3 separate regions of the Mus musculus genome follow, and all the other regions are linked to region 2. A link is a loop called in an ENCODE intact Hi-C map of the cell type or tissue named here. Cell type or tissue: left cerebral cortex. All regions are shown on one strand.

What was found. A loop is a pair of places that touch in the nucleus more often than their neighbours do. Peaks named below come from ENCODE experiments on the same cell type or tissue, not always from the same donor. Only the 100,000 strongest peaks of a DNase experiment are listed, where the experiment ranks them.
Region 1: it touches region 2 in a loop (2.5-fold over the local background); 4 of 42 quality-filtered maps call a loop at or near these places.
Region 3: a loop joins it to region 2, with 4 times the contacts of the local background. A loop is called at or near these places in 6 of 42 quality-filtered maps.

What each region holds. Positions count from the first base shown.
Region 1 is chr8:95,694,949-95,702,948 of GRCm38, reverse strand. It overlaps Ndrg4 (N-myc downstream regulated gene 4), which reads right to left. Exons shown (of 17, transcript NM_001372423.1): 2 at 5,661-5,755; 3 at 2,792-2,836. It overlaps Gm51585 (a long non-coding RNA gene), which reads left to right and starts at 4,602. Exons shown (of 2, transcript XR_003947588.1): 1 at 4,602-5,456; 2 at 5,623-5,914. In left cerebral cortex, a CTCF peak has its summit at 5,613 (motif pointing right); DNase peaks (open chromatin) are centred at 4,799, 5,615, 6,044, 7,231 and 8 more places; H3K4me3 peaks cover 1,126 bases; H3K27ac peaks cover 7,733 bases.
Region 2 is chr8:95,484,992-95,492,991 of GRCm38, reverse strand. Csnk2a2 (casein kinase 2, alpha prime polypeptide) reads left to right here and starts at 4,172. Exons shown (of 12, transcript NM_009974.3): 1 at 4,172-4,648; 2 at 5,316-5,427. The coding sequence starts at 4,545. In left cerebral cortex, a CTCF peak has its summit at 4,059 (motif pointing right); DNase peaks (open chromatin) are centred at 676 and 4,093; H3K4me3 peaks cover 1,714 bases; H3K27ac peaks cover 1,347 bases.
Region 3 is chr8:95,431,881-95,439,880 of GRCm38, reverse strand. It overlaps Cfap20 (cilia and flagella associated protein 20), which reads left to right and starts at 5,012. Exons shown (of 6, transcript NM_008187.2): 1 at 5,012-5,393. The coding sequence starts at 5,310. In left cerebral cortex, a CTCF peak has its summit at 3,729 (motif pointing right); DNase peaks (open chromatin) are centred at 4,932, 5,515 and 6,448; H3K4me3 peaks cover 2,744 bases; H3K27ac peaks cover 1,957 bases.

The DNA.
Region 1 (8,000 bases), 210 kb before region 2:
TCGCTCCCGCATTGGCTGTTAGGAGACAAACCTGGCTCCAATTGGCTTCTGAGGTACTCGTTCACCCCGCCTCACTTCAGCCCCTCCCTCCCGAGCCACACAGCATCCTGAGGGTCCCCAGCTTCTGCCGCTCAAGGGTGCTTAGCACCCTGGCACCATCCATTAGGTACAGCTGTATGTGGCTTCCGGGGAGCAACAGCTAAGGCCACACAGGTACCCCTGCACACAGAGGCGCCCCTCTCACCGATATGTATACCGATGTATACATATACCGATGTATACCGATGCAGGGCTAGACCCGAGGAGAAGCTGGGTGTGCAGACCTGCCCCGGCACTTGGCTCTATTCCCTTGGAAGTACCAAGATCTTGGGAGGGCCCTTGCCCCAGGATCTGGAGGACCCGACTCTCAAGCCCACCCATCCCAGCAAGATGACAGCCTAAGTCACTTACTGTCCTTGAAGGCAGGCTACTGGCCTGTCTCTCCCCTTGGGCATTGCCCACCCTACCTATAGGGATGCCCAGGGCTGGGTCGACTGCAGGGGCAGAGAAGCAAAGGAGCAGGCGGGCGGGGCCCTCCCTAACCTCACACTCCTATAGGAGGGAAGGAGAGAAGCTGGCAAGCTTGCATTCCCCCCCCCCGCCCCCCCCCCACTCCAACCAGCCCTGTGTTTAGAGCCAGTCAGTATGGAGTCCAGCTCCGAAGTCTGTGGAGAAGATCCCCAAGGCTACACGATGTATCTACTGGGCAGTGAGGCTCAGGGTGAGAAGCTGGTCTGAGGCACACAGAGAGGAGCAGTGCCAAAAGGAGAGGCCAGGGAGGTGACAGAGGAGGCAGCCCCAGGGCTAAGAGAACCCGAGCGACAGGAACATGGTGGGAGCTGGGTGTCTGTGCCCCTATTGTCTTCTCCATGGAGGACTGTACCACCCTGCACCCTGGTGGGTTCCATGGGAAGGGGGCCAGCTCCCCACCCACCCAGGTGTCTGCTGAGCTGTTTTGCAAGTCATGTGACCTGACTTGCAGTAGTCATGGGCACTAGGCCTAGTAGCAGCCTCTGTCTTGGGGTACCACCAGCTTTCTCTGTGCCACGCTTCACCATTCCACTCCCAAACGGGAGTCATGGAACAGTGTGTCCCTGGCCCTCCTGTCCTGCTCTGTCCCTAAAGAGCTCCCATGACTCTCTCAAGGGAACAGAAAGGTCCTGCCACCAACTCCCACTCCCCGTGGGCCCTGACCAATCCACATCCACTCCCTGACTACCTACTGAGTGGCTTCTCCTTCCCTGGCTCCAAAGGAAACGCAGACCCAACACTGGCCTCTTCCACACTACCTGTTTCTGTTCAGCTCACTGGCTACAAACCCTAAGACCCGAGGCCAGGCCTGCCCAGCGGCTGTCTGAAGAGTCCTGGGGGCAAGGTTTTTTTTTTATTCTGTGCTTCTGAGACACAGAAGCCTGGGAGAAAGCACAAAGAGCCCCCGAAGTGAGCGTGCTTTCTCACTCAGGCGAGAGCAGCGCAACTTACATCCTCAGCGGTCCAGACTCACACACAACCACTAAGGGAACAGACACTGTGTTAGTGCCTGAATGCTAGACCCTACCTGAGTGCATTAGCTCACTCAGCACCCGACTCTTCAGACAGGTGGCAAGCTGCCCTACTTCACAGCTGGAAGCCACTGCACCAGGATCCACATCAGTCAGTCTGCTACGGCTATGTGCTGTGGCTGGCTGTGCCTTGTCATGGTCACTGGGGGTGTCTGAGCACTGGACCCTTGGACACCATCCCCTCGTACGAGGCGAGCAGTCTGGGAGCAGGATGGCAGGGGTGGGGTGGACACTGCTGGACCTAGAATCCGGTCTCTTGTATTTTTCTAGTTTCTCTGTCTTGCTTCTGTCACCCGCGCTGACCCTGTAAGGCCAGCGACAGTGACAATGCCTGCCGCTGTGAAGCTGGGGATGAAGATGGCTCCCCGGCTGTGGCCCAGGTAACAGCCATCTTTTGTGGCTGCTTTTCTGCAAAAAGGAAAACCGAACAAAACCTGCCTCTATGTAGTGCTCCCAGAGTGACAGGAGGATTCCTTTGCTGTCCTTCACCAAGTAAGAGGTCTTGAGAACCAGGGTCCCACCATCTAGTTGCCCTAGTTGCCCAACGCTTATCTATTTAAGGATGTGGCCTGGAGGTGACTTCCATCCAGCAGGGAGGAGGGGGTTTGTCCTATTTGGGTGGCCAGTGGCGTCTGGGAACCCAATAACCCCGTTTCCCTCTCCATCCTATGCTTGCTGTTAGACATATTCTGGTGCCAGGAAATAAACCGTTCCTAAGGGACTCGAGGCAGGGGGGATAGCTGGCCAAGTGAGCAAAATCATCATGTGAAGGAATAAAAACAAAGAGCGAGTTCCATTTTCATGGTACCTTTGGCATCAAACTAACCGGGACATGGTTGTCCAGGCAACAGCTGCTATGGAAACAAGAGTTATTTCACAGTCAACCTAGCTTTCACCGGAGGAAAATGCTGATTCAGATGACAGCATCCCTCGCTCCTTTCTGCACACTCATTGCCGGAGGCCTCTGCTTCCTTTCCAACTGTCCTGTTCACAGAGGGTCCAACCCCTTCACTGGGCAGGGGGAGCTGCTGTGAGCCGTGGGGGTCATTAGGCCGTGAGGTGGCCCTGCCCTCACCACCAGAGACTGGGACACATGGACAGGCTATTACTCTCCTCTAGGACCCAGCCCAGTGGGAGAGAAGTCCAGACAGATATGGGTCCCATATTTGAGAGGCTGAACCCCAACCTACCTTCCAGTCTGTGTCCACAATTGAGAGGAAGGCGTCAGGGTTATCCTAAGGAGAACAAACAAAAGGGGGCAAGTTAACCCAGCTCCCAGGGCTCTGCACAGAGCAGACCCATCTTCTGATCCCCAGTCTACATTCATGCTAACAGAAGTGACTCACAGGTTACCCGGTGCAAGGATTTCTATCTTCTGGGTTAACGGGGAGACTCAGAGCTGCACCACAGGCAGAAAGCACTGAGATCTCTGCCTCATTACACATAAGGGAAGAGGATGAAGGAGCCAAGAAGCACTATGACTGTCACGCCCAGGGCTGGGTGGGTAAGCTGAGGCCTGTTCACTGTCCTGACCTATGGATATTAGGTGTTGTCAAGGCCAGCCACACTGCCCACTTTACTGTCTCAAACCTTGGGTCAATGTCAAACTGTCAGTGGCATGCATCTTTGATCCCTGCCTGTCCTGCCTCTGGTACCTTGAGGAGGGGACCGTATCTGGTCATGTAAAGGCTGGACTAGAGTGGGCTCCTGAACACAGGCTGATCAAATGAACAACCTGCCTTCACAAATGAGGGGCCTACGGCTCAGAACACACCCACATAGCACTGCAGGTATTTCCAGCGTTCAGGAGGGTGGAATAGGGGGATCTTAAGTCCAAGGCCAGCCTCAGCTCTGTAGTGAGACCCACTGATTCTTCCAAGGCCTGGGAGGAACGACAGGGGCCAAGGGAGGGAGGGCAGCCACTTTGGGAACCCCTCAGGAAGGGGGGCTGCTGGCAGAAGGGGGTAGGGCTGTTCACTGATGACGGAGCCCTTCACCAAGCTCACCAAACAGAAGAGCAAGTGGGAAGGTAATTACATCGGGGAAGGAGGGAGGCGGTTCTGTTAAAAACAAAATCTGACAGAAAGGATGAGGCAGATAATGGTAGGGTGTGCAGTGTGCTCTCGGGATGTTGGGGGCTCAGGAGATAGGAGTGTGGGAGGGATGGGGTCCACAAGCCAAGAGATAGCAGAAAGAAATAATCCAACATGAATCCCTGGGCGCCATAGGAGGTATATATGAGATCAAAACAAAGGGCAGGAGAGGGTCGGGATGCTAGGAAAGCCCAGGAGAGTGTGGAGACCAGCGGGGTGCAGAGAGGGAGCAGGCAGCACCTTACAGATCCCAGGACTCTGCAGTCCTCAGGGAGAGCTAGTCTAAAGTGGCTTATAGAGGTCGAGATGTATATAGAATATAGTCACCCTCCCGCCTCTGCATTGGTTACAGAGTCTTTTGTAGGTACCAGAGCCCACTTCTCTGAGATGGCATTTTCTTTGCCCAGAGCCTACGATTCTCCTCTCACACAATTTAAATCGGCTCTGGGTTGCCCAGAACACACCTTCTAGAAGACATATGTCATGGAAATAGTTGCTATACTCTGCTGTTAAGGGAATAAAGGCAAGGAAAAAAAAAGTGTGTACAGATGCTTTTCCTGGGCTGCTTCTATCTCACTAACTGAAGCCCCCCCCCCCCCCCCCCCCCGCTGTGGATACCATGGCTATGGGGGCGGGGTGGGGGGAGGGTGGATCGTGGGATAACAAGAATGTGTACCTGGCAAACTACAGCCACTCAGAACATAGAGGTCAGGCAGGCACTGCACTCAGGGTGCTATGAGACTCTGCCAGCATCACAGGTCGAGAAACGGCAGCTCCCAAAGACAATGTAAGGTAAAGCTAGCTGACACCTCAAGGACTTTGCTGGGAGTCACGTGGAGGCTGCACTGGGTGGTTTTTTTTTTTTTTTTTTTTTTTTTTTTGCCCCTTTGGGAAAAGCAGAGGCCACTGGGTACCCAGTGAGAACCTTGTGCTGACTCAAGGACTGAGACCTCCTCGTGAGACTGCAACACAGATCCAAACTCCAGAGAGGCAAGCTATGGCCCCGGTGGCAGGAAGTGAGAGGCTGGGTAGAGCAGAAGGAAGAAGGAGGTTGCCACGAACTGGAAGCAAAGGACTGTGAGTCAGGACAAAGGGATAGCAATGTGCTGCAGGAGGCTGGAGAGACCTGGGCACAGAACAGGCCAGCCCGGGCTTCAGGGTCAGGGTGTGACAGCCTGTTCTATGCATTCCTGGGCTAATGTCTTCCAGCAGAGGAAGCACCTGGGAATATGGCAGATACGCTCAAAGGTTCAAGGAGGCAGGGAAGGAGGGAGGCAGGGTAAAGAGAAGGCAATCCCCCAGCCTCAAGAATGAACATTGGAGAGTCAGTTTAGGGTGGTTCTGAGCTCTGGGGAGGGTCTCCCCATTACAACAGATAGGGCTGCATAGGACTATTATTGTGTGTCTTTAAAGGGTTGTACTGCGCAAGGAGAAAAGTGGGGATGCAGGAAGGAGGTTCCCGCAGGCATCCTAGCAGGAGGATGAACCTGGGTTGAAGAGCTTGCCAAATACGTTCACTTCTGGCCTCACGAGCTACCCTCAACTAACCTGGGAGTTATGTGTTAAAGGAAGGACAGACCATGCTCTCAGGGGCAGGGCTATGGTCTCATGTGCTGGGATTCCCCAGAGCGCTGGCTAAGCCATCCATCCGATCCCAATCCTTGCGGCTTCTTCTGGAAGGAAGCTGAAGGTGGGTGGAAAGGAAACACGGAGCTAAAGGTGGAAGGCTCTGGGCTCCTGCCTCTCCCAGCTGCAAAGCAAGGTGAGCGGGGACCATACCCAGCGACATGGGCTGGGCACTCAGGCTGGCTGGCCCTGACACATTTCTCAGGGAATGAACATCAGTTCTGGGTAGCTCTGAGCTCTCACAGGGAGGGTCCATGACAACAGGAAAGACAAGAACACACAATTTCCAATTTCACCACAAGGTGGCGCTCAGCCCCAGGACCTGGAAGGGGCGACTCACCATCTCAGTGGCATCCTGGCCGCGGAGCAGGGGCTTCTCCTCAGGAAATCGCAGCTCCTGCAGCCCTGCCATGGTCACGTCGTGGAGCAGAAGCCCTAGGAGGAAGGGAGTACGAGGTTGGGCCTTGTTCTGAAGCTGCCGGGTGAGGACATCACAGGGCAGGGCTGCTGTCCCCAGGGGACCAAGATCTGCTTGTACCAAGGACTATTATACTGTATTTGTTTTTCAAATAAAGTCATGTTTTGCAAAACTAAGCAGCAAAGGAACCTTGAAGGTTCTAAACAAAACCCTGCATTTATTGTGAGGCAAAAGGGCTCAATGGAGAGGCAAGAAAGAGATGGGATGAGAGCAGCTCAGAGTTGCTTGCAGAGATTTTGGTAGACTGAAGCTGAAGAGGATGGGAGGTGAAAGCTCTCTTTCCTGGAACCTGAACAGGGCTTGGCTTAGGACAGAAAACACATGTGATCTCAGCCGGCAGTCACCAGAGGGTCCCGGACCTGATTCTGGCAGACACAGAAACGTCTGACCTTTTAGAGAGAAAGGGTCACATCTATACACGTGTGTACACATTTCGGCATTCTCTCTCCCTCTCTCTCTCTCTCTCTCTCTTGTGCGCGCACACGTGTGTGTGTGTGTGTGTGTGTGTGTGTGTGTGTGTGTGTGCGCGCGCGCGCACAGGAGAGGCAGTACTGTGTCTGTCTCACTTGGGCATGATGGCAGAGGCCAGAAGATACCCAGGAGGGAAATGAGTCAAACATTCATTAAAACACAGAGAGATACCCAAAGACATTCAGATTAAAATAAGGTATTCTAGACTGGAGAGATTGCTTAGCAGTTAGAACACCAGCTGCTCTTCCTGAGGACCTGGGTTCAATTCCCAGCACCCACGTGGCAGCTCACAACTGTCTATAACTCCAGGTCCAGGGCATTGACACCCTCACAGACACATGTGCAGGCAAAACACCAATGCACATAAAATAGAAATTAATTAAAATACTTATATCATCTCTGACACCTTTGTTCTCTTGAGGGTCAGGTTGGCAAAAATGAATGAAAAATCTTCAAAAGGCGCAAACCACGGATTGAGGACACAGCTGGGGTGTAGCCAATGTGAATTACCAAAAGATAAGGTATTCTAAATATTCATATTGTCAGATTCAGCAAGTCCCAATCAACAAGGGAGACTTTGTAAGGAACCCAGGGGGTGACTAATGGCTCACTTAGCTTTGGGAATGCTCTCCAGTGTCACCGTCAACAGAAAAGTCAGAAGCAGCCAAAAGTTCACCAATGGGCTACGAGATTCACACATTACTTTGGTAATTTGACTAAGATAATTTTCAATTTCATGGGGAAATGTTGTATAACAATAAAATGCAGCTAACAGAGCTAGTGCGGTGGCTCAGCAGGTAAAGCCATTTGCCACCAAATAAGACAACTAGAGTTTAGTTTCCAGAACGCGCAGTGGCAAAGGACAGAACTGAATCCCACGAGCTGTCCTCTGATGCTACGTGCTTGTCACGGCACATGTAGAACCCAGGTGATAAGTGTTTCCAAAGCCGCTACAAAGCATTCAGTATCATCCCAGGTATAAGATATAAACAGGCCCCACAGAAAGAGCCTGGGAGACTGCACATTACACACGGTGGAGGGGAAGCTAGGGCAGAGGGGTTGTAAATTCAAGGCCATCCTGCGATACTGTAAGACCCTTACAAAATATGCATAATAACTGGTTTCAGGCATTGCCCCTGTAGCCGTGGATAAGAACTGAGAGAAGGGTGTCCACTCTGAAGTGGGTTGGGATCAGAGGCGAGTGCCACCGCGGCCTGGCCCCAATTCCTCCGGCCTCTAAGGCATCTATCTCCCAGCCTGTAAAGTGCCTACTCTGCTGTCTCATTCCACAGTGATGGGAAGTGAGGTGAGGCTGGAAGAGACCTGTTCAGTGTTCATGCTAGAGCACCATACCACCTAGAGAGTGAAGGGACGGTCGGTCCCGGTCAGTCCCTGGAGACCTGGCTTCCTTTCTCCCTCCCTTTATGGCTCTGTCTCCAGCTGTTCTTAGCAGTGAAGCCCGCAGACTCCCCCTCCTGCGTCCCAGTGGCAGCTCGGGCCCCTCCATCCTAACCCTCAATGCAGCAGGAGGAGGAATTGCCACCCTAAGCCCCGATCCCCACAATCCCCACACGATCACACCCTACGCCCTGCTGAGCTTTGTTTCCAGAGGTTTCCCAGGAAACTAGCGATGCAGATGGCTGTATTTTTAGAATGGTGTCCTCTCTCCTCCCTCTGCCCTTTCTTCCCTTCCTTTCTGCGATGTGTACATTCATCCATCCACCCCAGCGG
Region 2 (8,000 bases):
GGAGGTTTGGGTTTTTGTTTTGTTTTCTTTTCTTTTTTCTTTGCTTTTGTTTTTGTTTTAAGAAGAAACAATGTGAGGTAAAAAAAAAAAAAGACCTGTGAAACCTCTCAAATGTTTTGAAAATAGACCTTATCAAGACAGTAAATGGGGGCTCTAGATTTGAACCCCAACCCCAGGAAAAAACTTGTCAGAAAATGTTCTAAGATCTTCATAATGATTTTTATTTTGTTCGGTAAATTGGAGTCTAGAAGAGATGTCGGCGAGGAAGCACTGGATGATCTGATTCGAGGCATCTCCTTGCATCCTCTTTTCTATAATTTTGATCACATTCACTTGTATATGGCACACACAGTGAAGAAAAATCAGTACTGGGCTCTCCCTGCCCTTCCACCTACTTATGCAGAACTACCTGCTCGGTCTTTCACAAACCCAAGCCAGATTCCTTCAGCTGGACTGCCAGGGTACCACCTCATGTTAACCGTAGCCAGGCTGGCCATATAAAGAAAAGAAAAGAAAAGGGGGGGGGGGGGACTAAAGAAAAGCAGTGGGACCTTGCCAATACTGTGGGACACCCATCATCCTACTTTGCAACAAGCCATAAAAAAAACGCCTTCCACTTGGCTGTGGGAGGGCTGGCTATAGGTTTCAGGGCTGAGCCAATAGAGTATCAGCCAAATCCGGAGTATGTTGCGCCAGAGCCATGTGTGGGAGAATCCCCAAGCAGCCACAGGTGTGGGATCAGGTTATGAGACATGGGTGTGGGCAACGTGGTGAAGGATGAGAGGCAAGAACAGGGAGTGTGGGTGGGGCCAGAGGTGGGCCAGGGTGGAGGAGGCAAAGAATGGGGCTCTGCCAGGGCTTGGACACAGTTCTCAGATCAATGGCAGTGGCTTAGAATCCTCTCCAGGCCATAGTCTCCTTTGAGAACCTGACACATGCAGAGGAAAAAGAGCATACATGCTCAAACTAGCTACAATTTCTGCACAGTGTCAGGAGCTTTCTAGAGCTAAGAAAGTCTATCTAAGATTTAGGATTGTGACTTGCTGGTCTAGACAAGTTAATAGAACATTTTGAGGGGGGAAAAAGAAAACAAAAAAAATAAAACTTGGAGCAACCTTAAGATCTTAAGGGTGTGTTAAAAAGGAGATTGAGAGGGGGTGCCGTGTTTGGAATCAAGGTCAAAGTCCATGTGTTCGCTAAATGCTTTATTTCATTCAAATTTTAAAATGTATTTTATGTGCATTGGTGTTTTGGCTACGTGCGTGTCCCCGGAACTGGCATTGACAGACAGTTGTGAGCTGCAATTCGGGTGCTAGGAATTGAACCTGGGTCCTCTGGAAGAGCAGCCATTGATCTTAACCCCTGAGCTATATCTCTTTCCAGCCCACAGTTCTTGTTTTATTGAAGGTGTTAGAGTTTGCACAAAGTTGCAAATTTGTGGGCTTTTTCTTTTATGACAAGGTCTTGCTATGAAACCCAGGTGGACTTCAAACTCATGACTCTCCTACCTTTGCGCCTCCAGGGTCCTGGCGTTACGGTGCCTGAGTCAGTACTTGCGGATATTTGGCTTATGTCATTAATTGTCAGCCAGTGGTTCCTTCTTTCCATGGATGGTCATGTCCTTGGGAACCCATGGGTTTTTGTTATTTGTTGGTTTTCTACAGAGCCACTTGAGAATACATTGTGGAGATTAAAACAGTTCATCCTTCAACACTTGAAAATTTTAAAACCAAAGGGCTTTTCTTGTTTAACCCCAATATAAAGCTCATGTGCTTCAAGTTAGCATTAAAACAGTGGTATTTTCCAGGCAGTGGTGGCGCACGCCTTTGATCCCCAGCACTTGGGAGGCAGAGGCAGGTGAATTTCTGAGTTCGGGGCCAGCCTGGTCTACAGAGTGAGTTCCAGGATGGCCAGGGCTACACAGAGAAACCCTGTCTGGGAAAAACAAAAACATTGGTAATATATAATATACACCCCATATTAAAATTACCCCAGAGATAAGTGTATTCCTCTCTCTCTCTCTCTCTCTCTCTCTCACACACACACACACACACACACACACATACACACACAGTTCCTGCTTTTGCTTTTTTGTTGTCTTTTGTTTTTGAAATAGAGTCTACATAACCCACACTGGCCTGAAGCACATTACAGAATCTAGGCTATGCTGCTGCCTTAGCCTCCCAACTGCTAGGCTAACAGTCATGGACTACCCCACCTGGCCTGACCCATTTATTTATTTTGGATATTCTTTGCTGCTTTTGAATGATAAGGGCAGTAGAAATAGTGTGTCTGTCTCTCTAGGCTTCTGAATGGTTTGTTTTATTTTTTATTTTGGACAGGTCTCACTCCATAGTCCAGATAGACAGGCATCAAACTCATGCTGATCTGCCTGTCTTAACCTCCCAAGTACCAGGGTTACCAAAATGCACTACCACACCTGACTGCATCCCCCCACAAAAAAGTAAACAAACAAAACAAGATCTTACTATGTAGCTCAGGCTGGCCTTGAACCCACAGTCTACTCCTCAGGTAGGATTACAGTGTGCAGCCTCAGGGGTCGCTCTCAGTCTCCTTTACTCTAGAGCAGCACCTCAAGTTTTGTTTTGGCTGTGACACTGTTATTTTTTAGCAGTGTGAACTAGATTTTTTTGCTGAACTGTCCCTCAGTTTGGCCGTGTCTGGTTGGATGCAGGTTGAGCTTTTTTGACAGCAATGTGATGAGTGGTGTGTCCTTTCTCTGTGCGTCACACAGAAAGTCAGCTGGTCCATGCATAATATGACCTTCAGGGTCCCCTTTGTAACCAGCATGGTAACCGTGGGCCAAGAGCACTGTGTTGACTGAAGGCCTCCTGCCCGGCAGACACTGAGTGACCTGGTGGTGATCACCCAGCCCTAGTCATGCCTTCACATTGTTTTCACAGGGAGGGGACAGATGGCAAACCAGGAGAGGACTCATGCCAAGCTGTAGTTTTACGAAGGGCATGGAGGAGTCGCTGAGAGAAGTATCAACTTCAGAGAAAGTGGCCTCTAAGGTGAGATTTGAAAAAGAAAGCCAGTCATTTGTGGGGTGGCAGCGGTACCCCGTGGCCAAGCTCAGAGAGAAGAAGAAACTGAAAGACGGGCATGCGCTATTCTCAGGGAAGGAAAGGTGTAGAGTTTAACAACAGCGGGAACATGTAGTGTTTTAATATGGAGCAGTCCTTAGTCTCTGTACAGCTCTGTGAAGTCGGTGCTGGGTTGATGCTACAAAATCTGTAGCACGGAGACGTTGAGTCATTGGTTCAAATCTGCATTCCTTGCAAACTATGGAACCGGGACTTGAACCTCGATAGTTCGGTATGTGAAGAAAGAGGAAACGTGGCCTCATCTAGAAAACAGTGTGTGGGGGGGAGGGAGAGGGGGAGTTTAGAGTCAGAGCAACCTGGGCTGGAAGAAGAGATCCTTGTTGTTAAAGAATATGAACAGGAAAACAAGATAGCCGGGGACCCCAGGACATCAATGAGAGAGAAGACTGTTCAAGAAGTCCTCACTCCCCAGCTCTCCCTCCTCCCAAACAAACAAACAAACAAAATGGATATTTACATTCTCAAAGTATGATCCACAAATTACAGGTTCAATACAAAGGGGGAAAAACCCAGTTAACTTTATGGGGAAACTATCTGGTGGGCTCTGGTTTAAGCAAGTGGCCCAAAGGATGGCTCAGTGGGCTCTCAGGGAGGAATCTGGATGGGGAATTGGGAGGCGAGGGTAGCTTTAGGACTAGTTTGGTTTTCCTCTTGAAGGAAGGGATCTGTGGATGGCAGGGTGGGGTCCAGAGTGGGAAGAGGAGTGAGGAAGGGGGACAGTTTGAGGGGAGGGTTCTTGGGTTTCAAAGAAAGTCAGCTCAGGGCCAATATGGGAGGTCGTGGTGGGTGGACACGAGGTGACTGGACAGTGGAACTATGCTAAGCGCGGCGGCAGTCAAAGGTAGAGACTTCTGGGGGGTGGCCTGCAGTTGGGCAGGCAGCCGGCCACATTGCTTGGAGGGTGGCGAGCTCGCTGAGGGGGCGGGCGCCGGCCATAGTCCCCCCGCACTGTAGGGGGCGCTGTGGGCCGGGGCGGGCCGGGGCTGGGCGGCGGCCGCTCCTGGCGAGTGCGGCCCCTTTTCCGGGTTTCCTCCGCCTCCTCCTCCTCCCTCTTCGCCGCCGCCGCCGCTGCCGCTGCCCCTCTCCCGACCGGTGGCTGCCGCTGCCGCCACCACCGCCTCTGGGGGGCCGCGAGCCGAGCGGAGGCCTCCGCGGAGCACGAACCCCGCCGTCCCTCCGGCAGCCGAAGGCCCCGGGCCGGCTCGGCCGGCGCCTTCCGCGCCCCCCGGCCCGAGCGTCCGTCCGTCCGCCCGCCCCCGCGGGCCCGGCCTGGCGCGGACGCCCGCCGCCGCCGCCGCGCTCCTCCTCTTGCTTGGGCAGCCCGCGGCCCGCCGCTTCCCGTGCCTGCCGCCCCGCGCCCCGCGCCGCGCCGCCGCCGCCCTCGGCGCCCCGCGGCGCCCCCCGGTCCCGCCCGCCATGCCCGGCCCGGCCGCGGGCAGTCGGGCCCGGGTCTACGCCGAGGTGAACAGCCTGAGGAGCCGCGAGTACTGGGACTACGAAGCCCACGTCCCGAGCTGGGGGTAAAGCCGCCGCCGGCCGCCCCACGCGCGAACCGCACCCGCCGGCCGCTCGGCCTCGGGGCTGGCAGGGAGGCCCGGCCCCGGCCGCACGTGTCCCCGGCCTCTCCTGTCCGCCCTGCCTCGGTCCCCGGCTCAGCCGCCGGTGGGGAGAAGCGTGGGGTCGGGGGTGGGGGCGGCCCTTCCTCCTCAGACTTTGGGCTTCCTATGGGTTGGGAAGTCCATGGCTGTCCTCTTGAGCTGTTGAAATCTCTACCTCTTTACTTTCTGAAATGAGGCTGGGTGGGAGGGTCATTTTGAAGAGGGGCAGATTGTCTAGAGCGGGCAGTGCCCCCTGGAAGGTGTGAAATGGGAGGCAGGTGCCGTGGAGCCACGGGCAGGGCACCCCAGTACCACCAGGGGGGATGCTTCCCTTAGTCCCCTTAATGGCTCCTGAGGCCTTGTAGCTGCCCATTCCTCTTCTTGTTAAGAGTCAGTTAGGTTAGGAGCTCTGCAGAGTGAAGGGAGCCAAGCTTCTGTGTGGCTCTCATTTAAGAGAATGAGTTGCTGTGTGATGGTAGGAATACTTCCGAATGCTTGATTAGTTGGAGATGGCGGATGGATGTGTGGTGGACAGAGGCTTGCTTAATCCCAAATCCTGGCATTTATGTATATCTCTTGCCTTTCACAGTAATCAAGATGATTACCAACTGGTTCGAAAACTTGGTCGGGGCAAGTATAGTGAAGTATTTGAGGCCATTAACATCACCAACAATGAGAGGGTGGTTGTAAAAATTCTCAAGGTGAGTGGCCAACGGTGGCATGTAACCTTTCCCCCCACAGGGCAAAAGAACCAGCTATCCCAGAATAAGCATCTCCTACAGGACTCCTACCATGCTTTTCCTTGTGAACTTTTGAGAAAATGTGCGGGCTGGTCTTAATTCTGAGTTTGGTAGGTCAGGAACATTTAAAGTGTGAATTCTGAACTTCTCAAACAAAGCTTGTGAGGGGGGACTGTATCTGATATGGAATAAAGAGGTATTCGCAAGAGAGGAAGGAGTTTGCATGGAGAATCTGTCAACTGTAGGGATTCTAAATCTGTACTCGTTACTCTCTGCTCCCAGTTACTCCAGAAAAAGTCCGGAAAACCCAAAACAAAACAAAACTGGAGTCTGCTCAGAGATAAGTTTAAAGCCAAAAATTCAGGACAATTCCCTCAGTTGATATTTTCATTTCATGTAGCAGTAAAGTTTCAGGTGGGCTGGATATAGCAAGCCAGCCGCTAAGAGATCTGGGGCAACAGAAGAGTACATTCTAGCCCCTGAAATAATAACTGGAACAAAACTTGTCTCTGTGGCAAGACTAGCCCTCTCGCTTTGATAATGATAGGGCTTTTGTTATCACTCAAATGAAGACATGATCTTAATGAGCATGAAGAGTCAGCCAAGTTTCTGTACAGGTGATTGAAGATTCAATAGTGCTTTGTAGGTTGTTCGAGAGGGTGGTTCGTAGGACCTGAGCGGTTCTTCATGGTTGTCAAGTCATTTAAATGCATATGCTTGTCACCTTAGGATCTGGGCAGTTTTTCATGTTGTCAGATCACTTAACATGTATGTGTGTCACTAGTGAAAGAGCACTGGAGAGTGGTAGTGTTTCACCAGATTTTCACAGTGCCCAGTGAACAAAAATGCAGGATTGAAAAGCTTGTGCCTTAGGGCAGTTCTTATTTAATTGTGTAGATTTTAGCGTTGTGTGAATCACCTTTCAAAAAAAATGGCTGCTGCTAATGCTCCTTACCATCCTGGCCTAGTGATGAAGGAGCAGAGTTGCTGCAGAGATGGGTGATGCTATTGCTGCTGCCCAAGACACTGGGGTGAGAAGGAAGGAATGATGGCAGATAGGGAGCTTGGCCCCGCTAAGTATGAGTTGTACATTGGAGGTCTGTAGTTATGGGAGGGGTGTGTTTTAAGCAGAGAAATGTTTCCTTCAGGGAACTTGCTGGAGGAAACCATGCAATTTCATTACTTACATAAACCTGTTTTGAATAGAAGTTACTTCAGACATTTTCATTTTAAGGATAAGCAAAAACAAGCATAGTTGGGAATATCCATGTTCTGTTGCTGCACATTTGGAGGATTGAATTTGCCAAGTCTAAAGCAATTTCAGGGAAATGTCTAAATGTCTGTGCAGTAGCATTTTGGGACTAAGTGCTGTTTGCTGTGGAGTGTTTGGAAGGGAACAGTGCTCAGGTGTGTGTAAGCCCCAGTGTGTTTAAGGAAACATAGGGTTAGTAGTTTCCCATGGTTCTTGTGAGGAACTTCAGAGATGAGTTGCTTGATAGTTTTTCCTCTGCTCTAAAGATCCAATGCATATATTTACCACATCCAGTACGGAAGCGGCTTTAAATTATTTTTACAGATAGCAGACCTAGGCACAAAGAAATGTACCTGACATCATTGTTCTGTTGAAATGGACCTTCACCAGAGCTCTTCCTTCCTACTTCTTCATTCCTCTGAGTGTTCATTTCAGCCTGGGCTGTAGGATCTTAGCACTGAGCACAGGTTCAAGTTCAAGCATGAGATTTGGGAGACCCGCTCGATGCTCTAGTTCCTGACGTGTTTGGTTTTTCTCAGAGGGCAGTCTGAACCACCTCATACTCCTTTGTCAAACCACTGTGTAGGCATTTCTGTGTAGCTTTTCTTTATATTTGAAGGGTAGAGTAAGAAATCACTAATATTGTGGTTTTGCTTTTATAATGGATTGGAAGTATTTTTCAAAAAGAACAGAGGCTATACCAAAATTATGCTTATTACTCAAATAAGTTGAAGTTACGACTAATACCTACTATTGTGATATTTTCTCAGAGAAAATTAAGCCCTTAGCAGTGCCAGCTGCTCGGTTTAGGGCAGTCTGGGAAAGGTTTGCTTTTCATAGAATCTCACAGGAAAGACTAGGTGGGCACGTGGTGACTGAGACACAGGGCGCAGGCACTCAGTGACACTTCATATCAGTCTTTGTCATTTTGTCACAGTTGGGTGCGTAGTGATGGAGGGCTTTTATTTCATTTAACTTGCATGTAAGATTTCTAAGTATTTCATTTGTCAAGGTAAGTTGAGGCTATTAGAGGACTTTACAAATTTAAAAAGCTGCTAGTGAAAGGTCTGTGGGTTTTTTTGTTTTGTTTTATTTTTTTCTAAAACAGGGTTTCTCTGTATAGCCCTGGCTGTCCTGGAACTCACTCTGTAGACCAGGTTGGCCTTGAACTCAGCAATCCACCTGCCTCTGCCCCTCAGGTGCTGGGATTAAAGGCGTGCACCACCACGCCTGGCTTAAATGTAATAACTCTTAACAGTTTCTTTAATGTGTCTGTGTGAAA
Region 3 (8,000 bases), 53 kb after region 2:
TCTTGCTAACTTAAGTATGTTAACCCAGAGCATGGATTTTGTGCTCAGAAGCTCAGAAAGGCTCAGACCTACATCTGGATCCTGATCCTAACACCTAACAGTTGCCGGCTGGCTAATAAACCCATGTCCAGGCAGTCTTCTCTGGTGAATTCCCCACAACAACATGCTCTTGCTGGAGGATGGGTGTCACTGAGGGGAGAACTCTGAGGTTTCAAAAGCCTGTGCCAAGCTTACTCCCATTCTCTACCTGCTGTCTGTGGATTAGGATGTAAGCTGTTATCTATTGCTCCAGCACCATGCCTGCACCACACTCAACAATATGATGGTCAGGAGTCAGAGACAAAGTATGGAGCAGAAACTGAAGGAAAGGCCATCCAGAGACTGGCCCACCTAGAGATCCATCCCATATACGGTCACCAAACCCAGACACTATTGTGATGTCAACAAGTGCTTGGTGACAGGAGCCTGTTATAACTGTCTCCTGAGAGACTCTACCAGTGTCTGACAAATACAGAGCTGGATGCTTGCAGCCAACCATTGGACTGAGCACAGGGTCCCCAATGAAGGAGCTAGAGAAAGGACCCAAGGAGCTGAAGGGATTTGTAGCCACATAGGAGGAACAACAATATGAACTAACCAGTACCCCCAGAGCTCCCAGGGATTAAACCACTAACCAAAAAACATATGGTAGGACTCATGGCCCCAACTGCATTTGTAGCAGAGGATGGCCTTGTTGGTCATCAATGGGAGGAGAGGCCATTGGTCCTGTGAAGGCTCTATGCCCCAGTGTAGAGGAATGCCAGGGCCAGGAAGTGGGAGTGGGTGGGTTGGGGAGCAGAGGGAGGGGGAGGGGATAGGGGGGTTTTGGATGAGAAAATAGGAAAGGGGATAGCATTTGAAATTAAATCAAATAACATATATGTATATAATATATATGTATATATGTGTGTACACACACACACACACACCACACAATATGATGGTCCTGGACTAACCCTCTAAAACTATAAGCAAGCCTCCAATTAAATGCTTTCTTGCTTTTTTATATAACTTGCCTCGGTCATGGTGTCTCTCCTCAGCAATAGAACAGTAACTAAGGTAGTTAGTTAGTTAGTTAGTTAGTTAGTTAATGATGAACTGGATTCAGGACAGGCCATCTGAGAACTAGTATCCTTATTAGAGGATACAGAAGAGAAGGAGGTAGCCATGTGAAAATGGATGAAGAGTGTATACATCTATATTGCCATCAGCCAAGAATGCCTCAGGCCAGGAAGGGCCCCCCCCCCCAACATCTCTAAAGTTGAGCAGCTCTGACAACACTGATTTTGGACACCCCACCTCCAGAACAGAAAAAGGTTCTGTTTTGGGCCACCGAGAATGTGGTATGGTATCATTTGTCATGGCAGGTATAGAAGTATGAAAGCAAGTGGGTTGTTTTGTTTGTCTGTTTTTTGTTTTATTTTATTTTCTCATTGGAGAAAGGATCTATGTAGCCCCTTGGTTGTCCTGGAACTCACTCTATAGGACTAGGTTGGCCTCAAACTCAGAGATCCGCCTACCTCTGCCTCCAGAGTGCTGGGGTTAAAGGTGTGCATCAGAAAGCTCAGCAAGATACTTTTGTTAAACAAATTTATACCAATCTAATCCTAATCAAAATTGAGCAATAAATTAACTGTAAAACCTGAATAGAAAAACAAGACCCCATGAATATTAGACAAACCAGTATAGTGACAATTCTGGAATTTTGGTCTCTTTAAGAAAACACACAAATATTACAAGGATGTGATTTCTTTTTAACCCCAGGTGGAGGGATTCGGGGCTGCTTCAGATTGTCCACACCAGCTGACTATGATCTGCCTCTTGCTCTAGCAGAGGCATGGTTTTGCCCGCTGCAGATAGAATTCTGGGAGATTTTCAGCGGGTCTATAAATTCTAGGGCCCTGAGAGGCAGGGTTGGTGGTTGGTGATCAGTCTGGGGGTTGGTTGTGGCTTGCTAGTAGTCATGCTTAAAGAAGAAACAAACGAAGAAAGAAATTAGATAAGGGATCTCTCTCTGTGCGTGTCTCTGTCTCCTCCCCCCCAACCCCCATCCTTCTTTATCTCCTATCTAGTGCCACTCAGTGATAGATGCTTGTGTAGTGAGTGCTAGGTCTCACAATTCAATAAAGGATAAAGAGCCTCAGTGGAGACCTGGGCAAAAGACACAAACAAGCAATTGGAAATTAAATTTTCTTAATGTGGGAGGGGGAGGGGAGAGGGCGAGAGAGAGATGCATGTGCAGGAAGCTCAGAGAACAACTTCTGGCAGGCATTCATTCTCTACCAAGTGAGTCGGATCACCAGGCTTGGTGCCAGGTGTCTTTACCAACTAAATCCTCTTGCCAGCCCCAAATAAAAGCAATTCAAATACCTGTGAAGAGGGGTGGGAGAAATGGCTCAGTGGTTAAGAGCACTCACTGGCTGCTCTTCCAGTAAGATTCCTAGTTCCCACAGGATGGCTCACAACTCTCTGTAATTCCAGGCCCTCTTCTGGCCTCTATAGACGCATGAGAGGTGCACAGACATCCATGCAGGAAAAGCACCCATACAAGTATATATACCAAAAAAAAAAAAAAGAAAAGAAAAAAGAAAGAAAGAAGTGACTTTAAATTAATTTTAAATGCCCATGATGAGATGAGCCAGAATATTAGTCATCAGAAAATGAAAAATAAGCCAAACCAACATGTATATAGTTCAGACTTGTAAATTTAAGAAAACAGACTAACAGGAATTGTGACTATAAGCATTGTCTATGGGAATGTAAATGGCTACATGATTTGTAAGAGCTGTTTGGTCAAATTGAACATGTGTGTTTATTGAGATCTAGTTACTCTAGAGCAGACATGCAAGCCAAAGAAATTCTCATCTGGTTTTTTTTAAGTGGAATATGCATAAAGATGGCCATTCCTGGAGAAGGGGAGAGATAAATGTAGATGCCTACCTGGGAGGACAGTGACGGATTCCACACCCACTGGCCCAAAGGATGGATCTTAACAACCACAGCAAGGGATGCTGTGCTCAGTTCTTGTCTGTTTTAGGACAAAGACAGCTTCCGTGGCTACCTGCACACATTAATATGTGGTGGGATGCGGGCCGAGAAGGAGGGCAATGCAGGGAGGTGTGGAGACAATAGAGAGGCATACAATTATTTCCAAATGGTGATATTATAAATGTTACTTTTTATAGTTTCCTCAATATCTATATTACATTAATCAGAAAAAAATGAGACAGGGCTCAGAACCTTCTGAGGGGCTTAGTTATCACCTTAATTTTCTATTACTCATTCCATTTTCTATTTCCAGACTTAGTACTGCTGAATTATTTTTAGAAATAATTTACTTTCTATAAGACGCCAAGTGGTTAGTTATGTGCAGTATTGAAATCACCATCAGAACTCATATACCATCATTTCTCTTTTTTTATATTTTTTATTAGGTATTTTCCTCATTTACATTTCCAATGCTATCCCAAAAGTCCCCATACCCTCCCCCCGACTCCCCTACCCACCCACTCCCACTTTTTGGCCCTGGCGTTCTCCTGTACTGGGGCATATAAAGTTTGCAAGTCCAATGGGCCTCTCCTTCCAGTGTATACCATCATTTCTTATCTTGAATCTTTTTCCTGAGGATTTTGTTTAAGATTTCTATTTATTTATGTTTTGTTTCTGAGTTCTCTATCTGTATGTACACCTTCAGGCCAGAAGAGGGCATCAGTTCCCATTACAGATGGTTGTGAGCCACCATGGGGTTGCTGGGAATTGAACTCAGGATCTTTGGATGAGCAACCAGTGCTCTTAACAGCGGAGCCATCTCTCCAGCCCCGAGGATATTTTGAACAACTTAAAAACAATCAAGCTATAAATTATTCACTTGGCTTAGAGTACATAAAGAATTCCCAGATATCATGCAAAAATTAATTCCATATAACAAGTTTCATTTTTATATAGTAATAGATTCACATAGTTTTCACGATATCTAGAAATTCTGGCTGGAGTACTCAAAGCTTTGGTGTGAGGGTAGAGTGAGTTAATACAGGGTAAGGCATCACATATACCCGTCACATAGTAAATGTGTAAACTTTGCAACTATGATCGTTAAAATTGCTAAAGTGATCGTCTGTGCTTCAAACTCTTTTCTGTGCGCCAGAACACAGGCCTGGGTGGAACACCATTTAGGAAGACGCTCAGCGACTGGTGGAAGTCTTCCACACTTGAGATTTCCTTCTACTTGAAATACACAGCGTATGTCTTTCCTACAATATTCCAGAAATTGACACACTTTTTTTAAAAAAATCAGCTGTCGGTTCAACTCAACTATTCCACTTTTAAGATTTTATTAATTTTTGTTTATATCTTAATATTCCGGCTTTCTTCTTTTCGAATCAATGCATTTAAAGAGATACGCTTTCCCCCAGAGTATTGCTTTTACAGCAGCTCATTCACTGTAACTTGATAATTAAAGGTGATGATGTAAATTGGGCAATCAATACTGGTTCATTAGCTCACACGTTCTCCTGGGCCAACCAATATTTGTTTTTTGCGACAGGGTGTCTCTGAGTCCTGGCTGTCCTGGAGCTCGATATGTAGACCTCAAATTCAGAGATCTTTCTACCTCTGCTGGGATTTAATCCGGTACTAGGATTAAAATCTGGAGTCAACACACCCAGGGATAATATTTATCTGTCGTTGGCACAAAGCCACCTTCCTCACTCTTCCCGCCCTTCGGGGGAGGGGTCTGGCATGACTCCACCCCTCCACGCGCCTCCCGGTTCCCATGACACCACGCAGGCACTGTAAACACGTGAGGTAAACTTAAAGTCTCCTTCCGCTGTTCTAAACCAAGTCTGGGCCCCGGCGGGGAGGGGCGGGGAATAGTCCCTTGGCAACCAAGTTCCGCGCCCGAGGGGGCAGGAAGGGGCGGGCCTAAGGGCGGAAGGAACCGGAAACCGTTCTTTCTGCGGCAGGACTGGGCAATGCGCCTCCGAGGGGCGGGCCCAAGCGTGCGGAGGGATCCGTGGCGGGCCGAGGCGGCGCTCCGCCTCCTCTCCGGCAGGCTCGGCGGCGCGGGCGGCAGTTGCTGTGGTTTCGGTGCTGAGGTGGCTCGGTGCTCACCGAGGCTTACGGATCTGCGTCACGCCGCCGCTTCCCGCCGTCAGTGGCTGCAGCTCTCAGCGTCCTACCTTCGGACCGGCGGCACCCGCTCTCTTTCGCCGCTCGGTGCCGATCTCCAATCCCGGGCCTAGGGCGGCGGCTGCGGGGCCGCGGCTGGCGAGATGTTCAAGAACACGTTCCAGAGTGGCTTCCTTTCCATCCTCTACAGCATCGGCAGCAAGCCCCTGCAGATCTGGGACAAAAAGGTGAGCGGTGGGGGCGGGACGGGGGTGGGGCCGACTAGCCGCCCACGTGATGGAGTGGCTACCGAGCCTTGACGTCCCGGTCAGTAGAATGGGGGCAGAGTGCCCACAGCCTAGCTTGAAACGCATAGCACTTTGAAGAAAGACATGCATGTGTTCGCTGGTGCCAAGCACTGTTGCTGCACTCCATACGGAGGGCCTTTTCCCCGGACATCCTGAGCACCGGCCAAGCCAGACTTGTTCTGATCCCATTCATTAGCTCCATCCGTCGACAGCCAAACCTTTGGAACTTGCTGCGAGCCCTCTGTAACTTAGAGTCCGTACTATTCTTCCTGTACTGGCCTTCTCCATTGGGAAACCTGCAAAAAGGTGATTGTTAGGGGCTTCTCGAGAGCCAGTATCAAGCCTCTGTATTTTTATCCAGCCGTCCTCTAGAATGGATGGTGTTTTTGCTTGCCACATGAGATGGTGGCCTTCCCTGTTCACTTTTGGAGATATTAAGATCTAGATGAAATGCCTTGCCGTTTCTTTTCTCATGAAGATTCCTGGGGCAGTGAGCTGGACCGTTTTTTTGTTTTGTTTTGTTTTTGAATATAAAGTGGTCACTCTAATGTGGAAGCCAGGTGATTTAGGGAATATCTTTAGTTCTGCCCTCGGCTGGGGAAGATGGAGAGAGGTGATATGCCTAGTGTGGTGTTCATAGAGATGTATATAGAATGGGTGGAGTAAGTCAAGATTATTCGTAGTAGGACTAGAACAATGTCTTTCCTAATTCACAGAGAAGGGCTTTGAGACACACAGTGGTTGACAGAGTACCTGCATTGCCTTCTGTTTGTCACTGCTAGGCAGTCGTGTGTTCTGAGGACAGCTTTGAGAGAAACCTGTTGGGAGTGTCTTGTCATTTGGCTAAGACAGTTGAGAGTTCCTCAAGATCTGGCCTTTGGTATGTAAGCAGTCTGACCAACTCTTTCAGATCCATAGCTAGAGTTATGTCAAGAGTATCCCATAGGAAGCGGACCCTTAGCTCCCCCCATCCCACAATCTCCTGAGTGTTCGTTCACTTTGAAATGAAGCAGCAGGAGCTCTTAAATGAGACCTGCAGGGAGAACCCAGAGACAGTCCACCTGGCAGTGTTGGGAGGGTGCTCACCAGCCTTGGTATCTTGCCTGTTCTGCACAGCCAGAGGGCACAGAGAGAGAGCAGGCTTGTGTGCTGCTTGAACTTGGAAACTGAGCTGTCTGAAGTGTTGGTGTAAAGCAGTCAGAACAGGGCTGGAGAACATGCTGTTTTGAGATGGGAAAGAAGTGTCGGAGCGTCTATCAGAGGGTTCATTTACCCCCTGGCTTTTCTCTGTGATGTGTTTTATTCTTTCAAGCCCGAGTTTTTGACTAGTCAACATGTTTACACATGGCATAGAAAGCAGAGTAACCATGGTGCACTGTGTCCCTTAACAACGCCTCTAAAGGTCCAGTGGTACCCTGATGACATAAACAACATACACAACATTATTAGGGCAGAGTCACATGGAGCAAATTAAACAGACATTCTTGCAAAAACAGGAATTAATTACGTTTCTAACTCTTGTTTGGATTTGACAAACTAGTGTTTAAGGGAGAAGTTTTCTCCAACTGAGGCAAGAGGGGGCAAGAGAAAAAGAAGAAGTTTAGGCCTATCCACATCAGCTTTATTGTATTCAGGCTTTTCCTCAGTTAAGCGATCTCAGTAACTGGGGATGCAGTCCAGTCAAGGAAACACTGGAGTTGGTCATGTTTATCAATGATTTATTGAGCAACATCTGAGTGATAGGCCTTGTACAAAGAAAATCACCCTTCTCCTGGGAACTAAGGCAAAGCTGTAATAAGGTCAGAGTCTGGTTGTAGGGTAGGGGCGACAGGGCTGTCTACATTACCAACCTGTGCCTTGGCCCTTTGCCAGGAGGCACTACACACTGACTGGGATGATTATTTTGAGTCCTTATTTTGATATCACAAGTATTTACTATTCTGACTTTTGCGTTTGTGCACAGAGAAAATGCCTATTTGGTTTCTATGAAAAACGATCTTGAAAGATTAGGTGTAGCATCTGCTTAGGCTTCTGAAATTAAGGTGATGTAGTCATTGTCCTTTGGCTTTTCCTCTCCTAAACCTCTAATGTGGCACTGAGGCAGCGCTGAGACTAACTAGTTGTCCAGGCTCACTCACCGGTTCCACTCCCTCCTTAGAGACAGGCTCCTGCTGCATGGAGGCCATGAAGCGCTCTGCACGCAAAACCTCCCGCACGCACTTGGTGCTCCTGGCCTTCACCCACATCTTCCTTGGTCTTTGGTCACAGAGCAGAGGTAGCAGTGCCTCTGATGCTTGCCTTGACCCCACAGGGTCATTTTATCAGCTCCCAGCCTCTTCATCCTCCTGTCCCCACACTGGGACTTAGTTAAGAGCTGAGACAGATCTTTGTTGGCTTTCAGACCAAGAGCTTAGAAAAAAATCAACAGGTTCTTTAATGTCCCTTTACTTCTGGAACCAACAGATCCGACTACCTTTATTAAGAATGTTAGGGCTGGATGGGTACAACTTTAATTAGATGAGTCTCTGGGAGTCTGAGTCTAGCCTG